Regions from separate parts of the Homo sapiens genome. Here region 2 is linked to region 1. A link is an interaction called in ENCODE POLR2A ChIA-PET data of the cell type or tissue named here. Cell type or tissue: endothelial cell of umbilical vein. All regions are shown on one strand.

The links. ChIA-PET counts read pairs that join two places held together with the same protein. Peaks named below come from ENCODE experiments on the same cell type or tissue, not always from the same donor. Only the 100,000 strongest peaks of a DNase experiment are listed, where the experiment ranks them.
Region 2: POLR2A ChIA-PET joins it to region 1 with 7 read pairs; 1 of 35 experiments calls an interaction of 5 or more read pairs at or near these places.

The regions. Positions count from the first base shown.
Region 1 is chr16:58,454,012-58,459,011 of GRCh38, forward strand. The region is part of intron 2 of LINC02137 (long intergenic non-protein coding RNA 2137); the gene reads left to right. Among named protein-coding and RNA genes, the nearest start is that of LINC02137, 35 kb to the left of the region's middle. In endothelial cell of umbilical vein, no CTCF peak of the experiment used is centred here; a DNase peak (open chromatin) is centred at 2,400; H3K27ac peaks cover 1,816 bases.
Region 2 is chr16:57,365,165-57,370,164 of GRCh38, forward strand. It overlaps CCL22 (C-C motif chemokine ligand 22), which reads left to right. Exons shown (of 3, transcript NM_002990.5): 3 at 1-1,025. Among named protein-coding and RNA genes, the nearest start is that of CX3CL1, 4.8 kb to the right of the region's middle. In endothelial cell of umbilical vein, no CTCF peak of the experiment used is centred here; a DNase peak (open chromatin) is centred at 2,387.

The DNA of each region.
Region 1 (5,000 bases):
TCCAGCAACACTGTCAAGCCACATCCTTCTCACACTGCCATTTCTTTGGTTCCCTCCTGCCTCCCTCTTCCACTTTTGATGACCCCCGTGATTACCTTGGACCCACCTAGATAATCCAGGATCATGTCCCTATTTTAAAGTCAGCTGATTAGCAACTTTCATTCCATCTGCAACCTTCCTTTCCCTCTGCCAAGTAACATAACATATTCAGAGGTTCCAGGGATTAGGATTTGGGGGGGGGGGGGGTTATTCTGCCCACCACAGGTACTAATATTTGTTTGTTGTCCGTGGTCCATGGTATTCCCAGCTTGCATTGCCACTTTACAAACATTCATCTACTCATTCATTCATTCATTCATTCATTCATTCAGCAAGGACTGGTGGAGGGCTCCCATCTACTAAGTATCTGGGGCTAAACAGTGATCAAGCTTCCTTGCCCTCAGGAAGCTCATCGTTCAGGGCACAGATGAAATTGCACACAGACAACCACTGTATGGAGTGAGGGAGGGTTGTTGAGCCACCAGCTTCACTTCTGTGTATCTGTTTCTTCATCTGTAAAATCAGAAAAATAAAGCTACAGCTAGCTCTCTAAATATTGAGTGAGTCAAAGGAGATAACATATGTAGGTAATGCCCTCTGCATTATCCCTGGCACAATAAATGGCAGATTATTATTACAACAAAGCAGGGGGCTCAAAGGGGGCCCAGAGGAGGCGAGTCAGGGAATGAAGGGGTTAGTTGAGGTCTAAATGGACACTCCAGAGATAAATGGGAGGTGTAGAAAATGGAAGGAAGAGGTCTCCAGACAGAGAGAATGCACATGCAAAGACCCCACGGTGAACAAGCCCCTCAGTCCTCACAACCCCAAAGCCCCACCAGCTCTCTTCTCGTCATGTGCATGAGTTGTGCTCCCTCCCCAGAAGTCTTGAAGCCCCAGGACCCCCCTGACTTCTCAGCACCCAGTTCCAAGGCAGCTGGATGTGTCACAGCACCTACTGCACTCATCACAAGGATTCTCTTTGCCCCCACGCTTTGCACCTGAAACTACGTGATTCATCGTCCTCACAGCTACTAATCAATGGATTCAAACGGCACCAGGCCCTGGGCTGTTACCCACTCACTAATTCCTCAAAGCTTTATCATTAGACCCACTTGAGAAACAAAGAGATCTGCAAGGTTAGGTTACTTGCTCCAGGTCACCCAGGTAGTGGATGGTGGAACCCAGGGCTGTCTGTCTCCAAGCCATGAAGCCTGCACAGGCCAGCAGCCCAGGTCTTTAATGCTCAGCTCTATGCATGGAGGATATATGGTGAGGAAAGCGGGGTGAGTTGAGACTTTAGAAGAATAGCTGTTCTGGCCAGGCGCAGAGGCTCATGCCTGTAATCCCAGTACTTTGGGAGGCTGAGATACGAGAATTGCTTGAGTCCAAGAGTTTGAGACCAGCCTGAGCAACATGGGGAAACCCTATCTCCACAAAAAATACAAGAACTAGCCAGGTGTGGCGACATGCACCTGTAGTCCCAGCAACTCAAGAGGCTGAGGTGGGAAGATCGATTGAGCCTAGGTGGTTGAGGCTACCGTGAGCTATGATCACACCACTGCACTCCAGCCTGAGCAATGGAATGAGACCCTGTCTCAAAAAGAAAAAAAAAAAAAAAAAAAGAATAGCTGTTCTATCCTAGGGTCATAGAGTCAGCCTAGTAGGGACCAGAGCCTGGGGCAAGGGGCAGGGCAGAGGCCACAGCACTTGCTAAAAAAGAACAGACTCCCTTCTTTGCCAGAATAAGTTGTAATAGTAATGAGTTCCAAGAAAAGAAAGGACAAACAGGCTTAGATGCTTAAGGGAGGAGGGTTCCATACCGTGCCCTCCCATCCTCAGCAGGGCCTGGTCCTGCCCAAGAGTAGGGACATCTGACTCAGAACCAGCACAGGAGCAGAGGGAAGGCTGAGCCTCTCAGGTCATCCCTTCCTTGACTGGAGACAAAGCTGTGCAGACAAACAAGAAAAAAAGCCCATGTTGGGTTCATGGTGTACACTTGTGGCTTCTGGTCCCTTCATTTTCATAGTCAGCGACATCAAGCCAACTGTTTTCTCTTGGAGAGCACAGACCTCCACCCACACTGTCATAATGTCCAAACTACCTTCTTGGCATTAAATCTTTCTTTTATGAAATCATGGTGATAACAGATGATTTCTGCGTGTATTAGGTAAAATAAATGATTGGCATCTGAACAGTAAAGAGTTAGCTCAGCAGGCTGGTATTGCTCAAACCCTGCACATTCCAAAGAAGGGGCTGGCCCTTGACTCCTTCTGGGAGATAACCTCAGCCCTTGTAGCATCCTGTTTGATAACAATGTTTTTGTACGTCTGGGGCCTCCTGGCACACTGTATCAGTTTGACCAGAGTTTATGCTAACAATGTAACTTGTGATGAATGCCTGTTTTTATTTGTCTGACACCACTGTGTCCGTTTGATCTCTGGGGGCCTGGAGACTGGTGGCTAAGGTTGGTCACATGGGTGATGCATACTTACATGACTGACCTCAATAAAAACCCTGGATGCTAAGGCTTGGGTGAGCTTCCCTGGTTGGTAACACCTTGCATAAGTCATCATACATTGTTGCTGGAAGAATTAGTGTGTTCCCAGGTGAATCCACTAGGAAGGGACACCTGTAAGCATGCACCTGATATCCCCGCGACTTTGTTTTTGTACCTTTTCTTTTTACTGATTTTGATCTGTATCCTTACACCACAATAAGTGATAAATACGAGTACAATGGCTTTTCTGAGTTCTGTGAGTCCTAGCAAATCATGAAGCCTGAGGGTGATCCTGGGGACTCTCAAGCCAGCATTCTAAGTTGGCTCCCCAGTTTCTGTTATTTGGAAACTTGATTGAAACCTGATTCAACCCAACCCTGTTGTCATGGTGCTCAGGACACTGGGGAAGCTGCAGCCCCTGAGAACGGAGAGTGCCCCTGGGTGGTGAGCCATAGAGCTGAGTCTGCCCCAGGTCTGGGGAGTGGCCCATGCCCAGCTCTGTGGGTGGCTTTAGCTCAGGCCCAAGATGAGGCTGGGCCAATGACAACCCAAGAAGGATGAGCCTGCCAAAAGGGGGCCCCTCTCCAGCTCTTCAGGAGAGATGTTTCTCTGGACATACGGGTTTTCCTAAGGAAAGAGAAGGCTTTGCCCAGCTCCAAAGAGCAAGTCTCATCTTTTCGTCTGCTTTCGGCCAGATTCCTACCTGTCCTAGAAACTCCCTGGAGCCCACAAGGGAAACCGTGCCTCCCCTTTTTCCCCTTCGGGTTCTCCCCTCCTGCAGAGAGCAGGGTAGGTCAGCCCCTCAAGCACACATTTGGGCTGCAGGAGCACTATGATGGAGGAGAGCCTGGATGGTCACCCGCCACTCTCCATGAGGGGTGCTTTTCCCTAGACCAAGTCCCACCTTTCAAGGGAAACTGAGACAAGGAAACCTTAGCTCTGGTCCACGTGACAAAGTGTAGAGTTTAAAACAGAAGCTTCTGAAACTGAGGTCAAATAGTTCATCCCCGGCCTGCCTCAATTTTTTTTGGTTGTTGTTGTTTTATTTTGAAATGATTGTAGATGTACAGGAAGTTGCAAAAAAATTAGTACAGAGAGGTCCAGTGTAGCCTTCATTCAATTTCCCCCAATGATAACATCTTACATAACCATAACAAAGATCAGGCTGGGCACGGTGGCTCACGCCTGTAATCCCAGCACTTTGGGAGGCCGAGGTGGGTGGACTGCTTGAGGTCAGGAGTTCATGACCGCCTGGCCAACATGGTGAAACCTTGTATCTACTAAAAATACAAAAATTAGCTGGATGTGGTGGTGCACATCTGTAGTCCTGGCTACTCCGGAGGCTGAGGCAGGAGAATCACTTGAACCTGGGAGGCGGAGGTTGTAGTGAGCCAGAATCAGGCTGCTGCACTCCAGCGTGGGTGACAGAGGGAGACTCCATCTCAAAAACAAACAGACAAACAAACAATAAAAACACACACACACCATAATACAAGATCAAAACAAAACCTCAGGCTTTGAAATGAGGTGGAGGTTGTAGTGAACCAAGATCGTGCCATTGCACTCCATCCTGGGCAACAAGAGAAAAACTCCATCTAAAAAAAAAAAAAAACAAAAAAACTAATACAATGTAAATGCTGTGTAAATAGTTGTTATGCTGTATTGTTTTTTATTTGCATTACTTTATAGTTACATTATTTTATTTTTTAATATTTTTGATTTGTGGTTGGTTGAATCCATGGATGTGGAACCCATGGACACAGAGGGCCACTGTATATATGTGTGTGTTTGTGTGTGTGTGTGTATATGTGTGGTGTGTGTGTGTGTGTGTGTGTATGTGCGTATGTATATATATAAAGCATTGAAGATCATACCCCCAAAATGTTAACACTGCCTATTGTTAGGCAGTGGAATTATTAGTGATTTTTATTTTCCCCCTGCATAAGGTTTATGCATTGAATATACATAACTATTATAATTTGTAAACAATATTATCAGTTCCACCTCTTGCCTTGACTCAGCACCAACTGGGTTTCCATGAGCCTGCTAAAGTTTCCAGGGGAAGTGGAGGGACATTTGCAAATGGCACTGGAGGGGGCTCTACTGTCCTCAGGAACCGAGGAGACAGTGGGGTGTCCAGAGTTACCAGGATAGCAAGGGGCTGGCCCTGCAGGGCAAAGGGCCCTTACATATCATGGGAGAAAGGGGATTGCAATAAAACCAGTGAGTCGTCCACGGTGGCCCAGGAGCAGGGAGCAGATAATCTGGTAACTGGTGAAATTCCAGAGCCAGGCTGAGGCCGGGAACTCTTCCCCACCCGCTTCCTCGTTCCAGCTTCCTCACCATCTACTCATGCATACCCAGGCCTCTCCACCTCAATTCAGGAGCTCCCATTGAGGGGCAGGGCTGCAATGTGCTTAGCTCTGTGCCTCCCTGAGCTCAGCACAGGGCCTGGCTGATCCAG
Region 2 (5,000 bases), 1.1 Mb before region 1:
TGCTTACATTTCCTTCTCCCCTCAGGCTTTTTTTGGGTGGTCCTCCAACCTCCAATACCCAGGCCTGGCCTCTTCAGAGTACCCCCCATTCCACTTTCCCTGCCTCCTTCCTTAAATAGCTGACAATCAAATTCATGCTATGGTGTGAAAGACTACCTTTGACTTGGTATTATAAGCTGGAGTTATATATGTATTTGAAAACAGAGTAAATACTTAAGAGGCCAAATAGATGAATGGAAGAATTTTAGGAACTGTGAGAGGGGGACAAGGTGGAGCTTTCCTGGCCCTGGGAGGAAGCTGGCTGTGGTAGCGTAGCGCTCTCTCTCTCTGTCTGTGGCAGGAGGCAAAGAGTAGGGTGTAATTGAGTGAAGGAATCCTGGGTAGAGACCATTCTCAGGTGGTTGGGCCAGGCTAAAGACTGGGATTTGGGTCTATCTATGCCTTTCTGGCTGATTTTTGTAGAGACGGGGTTTTGCCATGTTACCCAGGCTGGTCTCAAACTCCTGGGCTCAAGCGATCCTCCTGGCTCAGCCTCCCAAAGTGCTGGGATTACAGGCGTGAGTCACTGCGCCTGGCTTCCTCTTCCTCTTGAGAAATATTCTTTTCATACAGCAAGTATGGGACAGCAGTGTCCCAGGTAAAGGACATAAATGTTACAAGTGTCTGGTCCTTTCTGAGGGAGGCTGGTGCCGCTCTGCAGGGTATTTGAACCTGTGGAATTGGAGGAGGCCATTTCACTCCCTGAACCCAGCCTGACAAATCACAGTGAGAATGTTCACCTTATAGGCTTGCTGTGGGGCTCAGGTTGAAAGTGTGGGGAGTGACACTGCCTAGGCATCCAGCTCAGTGTCATCCAGGGCCTGTGTCCCTCCCGAACCCAGGGTCAACCTGCCTACCACAGGCACTAGAAGGACGAATCTGCCTACTGCCCATGAACGGGGCCCTCAAGCGTCCTGGGATCTCCTTCTCCCTCCTGTCCTGTCCTTGCCCCTCAGGACTGCTGGAAAATAAATCCTTTAAAATAGTGTCTGCTTTGGTTTCCTGGCATTTGCTGTCCCTGTGAGATGGGGCAGGGGGCACCATGATCCCCTCTATCCCACTGGGGAAGCCTTCCCATTGAAATAGGTGGTGACTTGCCCAAGGTCACCCTGTGAGTGGTGGGAGTCAGGGCTGGACACAAGGGCCTGGGAGGTGGCTGCACAGGTGCTGATGGAGAAGCCCAGACATTTGTCCCAGAGTTCCCAGCCCACCTTGGGACCAGCTGTCAGGAGGATTTGATGAAACCATTAAAGCAGTCCCCACATCTCGAGCTTTCAGCAGCATAATCACTCAGCCACTCAGCCTTCACCTTCCCCCTGCACGGGCAGACACTGGAGAAAGGGAGGGAGTATTAGTCAGGAAAGGCTACCTCCTGCAACAAACACCTCCAAATCTCAGTGGCTCAACTCAGCAGAAGCTATTTCTTCTCACACGAAGTCTAATCAAGCATTCTCAGTCTTAGGCAACCTTCCATGTGGTCATTTCAGGGACCGAGACCCCTTCCTTCTGGTACAGCCAGCGTGGTCACAGGCAGAGGAAATGCTAAGCACACGTGGGCAATCCTCCTTACTGGCCAGAAAAGATAAGCTGGGAGAGCTGGGTGGGACTGGGTCCCAGGGGCCCTGGAGGTGGCGGCAGGGGAGGCCCCCTGGTCATGCCCATCCCTTCTCCCATCCTGGTCCTGCAGGAGTGCCCCGATCTCCCCATCCTCCTCTCCAGAGCTGTTTCTGTGCTACTTCCAGGGCTGGGGAGTCCCTCATATCCCTCAAGAACAGCACAGGCTCCCTGCTCTCTGGGGCACAGGGTCCTGGCCACCTGAGGGCTTGTGGAAGGTGGGGACAAGGACACCCCCATTCTCACCACCCCCACCCCACCCCAGAGGAAATTTTTGCCGTCCAGTGCTACCCATTTTTTTTTCTCATCATTACTCTAGTTATCCCTCAGTCCAAGACCTTCCCAGCTCTCTCTGGCCTGTGAACAGCATCCTCATTCTTCACTCCCGCTTCACAATTCTCTGCAGTTGGGCCTAGCCGCAGCCTCCATTGGAGCCAATGGCATCCAGCCATTCCTCACCCCTGAATACGTACTGTGCCTTCCACCTTGGTGAGGCTTTCACCTCTGCCTGGAATGGTCTGTCAAAATCCTGCCTAGGTGCATGTGGCAGGGTGCCAGCCCAGCATGCCACAGCTGACTTGCAAATCACAAGGGGACTAATTCTTCTATAATAAAGATGTCTAGCAATCACCCATCGATCCATCAATCCCATCCATCCAAGGAAAATTGGAGCAACTGGTCCATGTGAAGTGTACAGTATTACTCATAATAGATTCTTGCCAAGAGTATGTAGCCTGGGTCTAATCAAGCCTTTAGATCTAACTTTCGGTTTACAGGAAATAAATAGGATAGAGGAACAAATTAGATGACATCACAAGGAAATAACTAAATAACTAAATTAAGAATGAGAACACCGTATAAGACAATGGACTTGACTTTGCTCTTTTTTTTTTTTTTGAGGCAGAGTCTCACTCTGCCGCCCAGGCTGGATTGCAGTGGCGCGATCTCAGCTCACTGCAACCTCCACCTCCAGGGTTCAAGCAATTCCCTAGCCTCAGCCTCCCAAGTAGCTGGGATTATAGGTGCATGCCACCATGCCCACCTAATTTTTGTATTTTTAGTAGCGACGGGGTTTCACCATGTTGGCCAGGCTGGTCTCAAACTCCTGACCTCAAGTAATCTGCCTGCCTTGGCCTCCCAAAGTGCTGGGATTACAGGCATGAGCCACCACACCCGGCCGACTTGACTCTTAAGAAAGTTGAAGTCATTAAAAAATGTGCAAGTGGTCTGTGTAGACTCAAAAATACCCATATGCAGTGCATGAACCTAGATCGGATCCTCGTTCAAAAGATAAAAGCAAGGAGGGAATAAAGGAAAGAAAGAAGGAAGGGAGGGAGGCGCCAGGTGTGGTACCTCACGCCTATAATTCCAGCACTTTGGGAGGCCAAGGTGGGCAGATCGCTGGAGCCCAGGAGTTTGAGACCAGCCTGGGCAACATGGGAAAACCCCATCTCTACAAAAAAAAAAAGTACAGTAATTAGCCAGGCATGGTGGCGTGAGCCTGTGGTCCCAGCTCCTCGGGAGGTTGAGCTGGGAGGATCGCTTGTGCCTGGGAAGTCGAGGCTGCAGTGAGCTGAGATTACACCATTGCACTCCTGCCTGGGTGACAGAGAGGGACCCTGTCTCGAAAAGATAAATAAATGGCCGGGCGCGGTGGCTCATGCCTGTAATCCCAGCACTTTGGGATGCCAAGGCGGGTGGATCACAAGGTCAGGAGATAAAGACCATCCTGGCTAACACAGTGAAACCCCATCTCTACTAAAAAAAAAAATACAAAAAAAAAAAAAAATTAACTGGGTGTGGCGGCGTGCGCCTGTAGTCCCAGCTATATTTGGGAGGCTGAGGCAGGAGAATGGCGTGAACCCAGGAGGCAGAGCTTGCAGTGAGCCGGGACGGCGCCACTGCACTCCAGCCTGGGTGACAGAGCGAGATTCCGTCTCAAAAAATAAAATAAAATAAAATAAAATAAAAATAAATGAATAAAATAAAAAAGAAAGGGAGTGAGGGAGAGAAGAAAGGAGGCAGGAAGAAGGAAAGAGGGAGAGAGGAGAAACCACAAAATACATTTTGGGGACAATTGGAGAAATTTGGGTATGAACTGGGTGTTAGATGACATACAGGAATTATTGTTAATTTTGTTAGATGGGATAATGATATTACATGTATGTAAGACAATAGCTTTATTCTAAGGAGATGCATGCTGGAATATTTAGGGGAAAAGTGTCAAGCATCTATAATTTACTTTGTAATGGTTTGGCTAAAAAATAAAAATAAAAAAGATAAAACAAATATTAAAAAATGCTAATCATTGGTGGTAGAGGTTTTGTTTGTTTGTTTGTTTGTTTGTTTGAGGCAGAGTTTCTCTCTTGTTGCCCAGGCTGGAGTGCAGTGGTGCAATCTCGGCTCACCGCAACCTCTGCCTCCCGAGTTCAAGCAATTCTCTCCCAGCCTCCCAAGTAGCTGAGATTACAGGCACCCGCCACCACACTCAGCTAATTTTTTGTATTTTTAGTAGAGACGGGGTTTCACCATGTTGGCCAGGCTGGTCTCCAACTCCTGAGCTCTGGTGATCCACCCACCTCGGCCTCCCAAAGTGCTGGGATTATAGGCGTGAGCCACTGCGCCCAGCCATTGGTGGAGATTTGAAAGTCTTTGTACGATTCTTTCTTTTGTATTGTTGAATATTTTCCAAAACAGAAATTTTAAAGAGACAAAGCAAAATTCTGCCCATCTTCAGATGGAAAGATCATCTCTCTCACCCACCTTTCTTGTTTCCCCAACAAGCATGCAGTTCTCCCTTCCTGCCCGAGCCCACAGCCTCTAGCCCTCTGGTAGGGCTGGCAACTTCTCTCTCCTACTGAGCTACAGCTCCTGGGGGCAAGGACTTCAGCTCACTTGCCTTTGTGTCCCCCATCCCACCACATTGCCTGGCACACACCGGGCTCAATAACAGATACTAATGCCTCCTGCGTGCCAGGCACTGTGAAAGTCCTTAGTTTTATTCACTGTCGTGGTGGCTTGATGAGGTGGCTGTTTGCATCCCATTTTACATATAGGGAAGCTGAAATGCAGAGAGAGGTTAAGTCACTTGCCCAAGGGAACACCCCTTATCCGTGGTGGAGTCCTGCTGATGTATTTATTTATTTTTTTTCAGATAGGGTCCCACTCTGTGCCCAAGCTGGAGTGCAGTGGCATGATCATGGCTCAATGCAGCCTCAACCTCCCCAGGCTCACTTGATCCTTCCACTTTAGCCTCCTGAGCAGCTGGGACTGCAGGCACAGGCCACCACACTAATTTTCGTATATTTTTTGTAGGGAGGGGGTTTCACCATGTTTGTAGAGAGGGG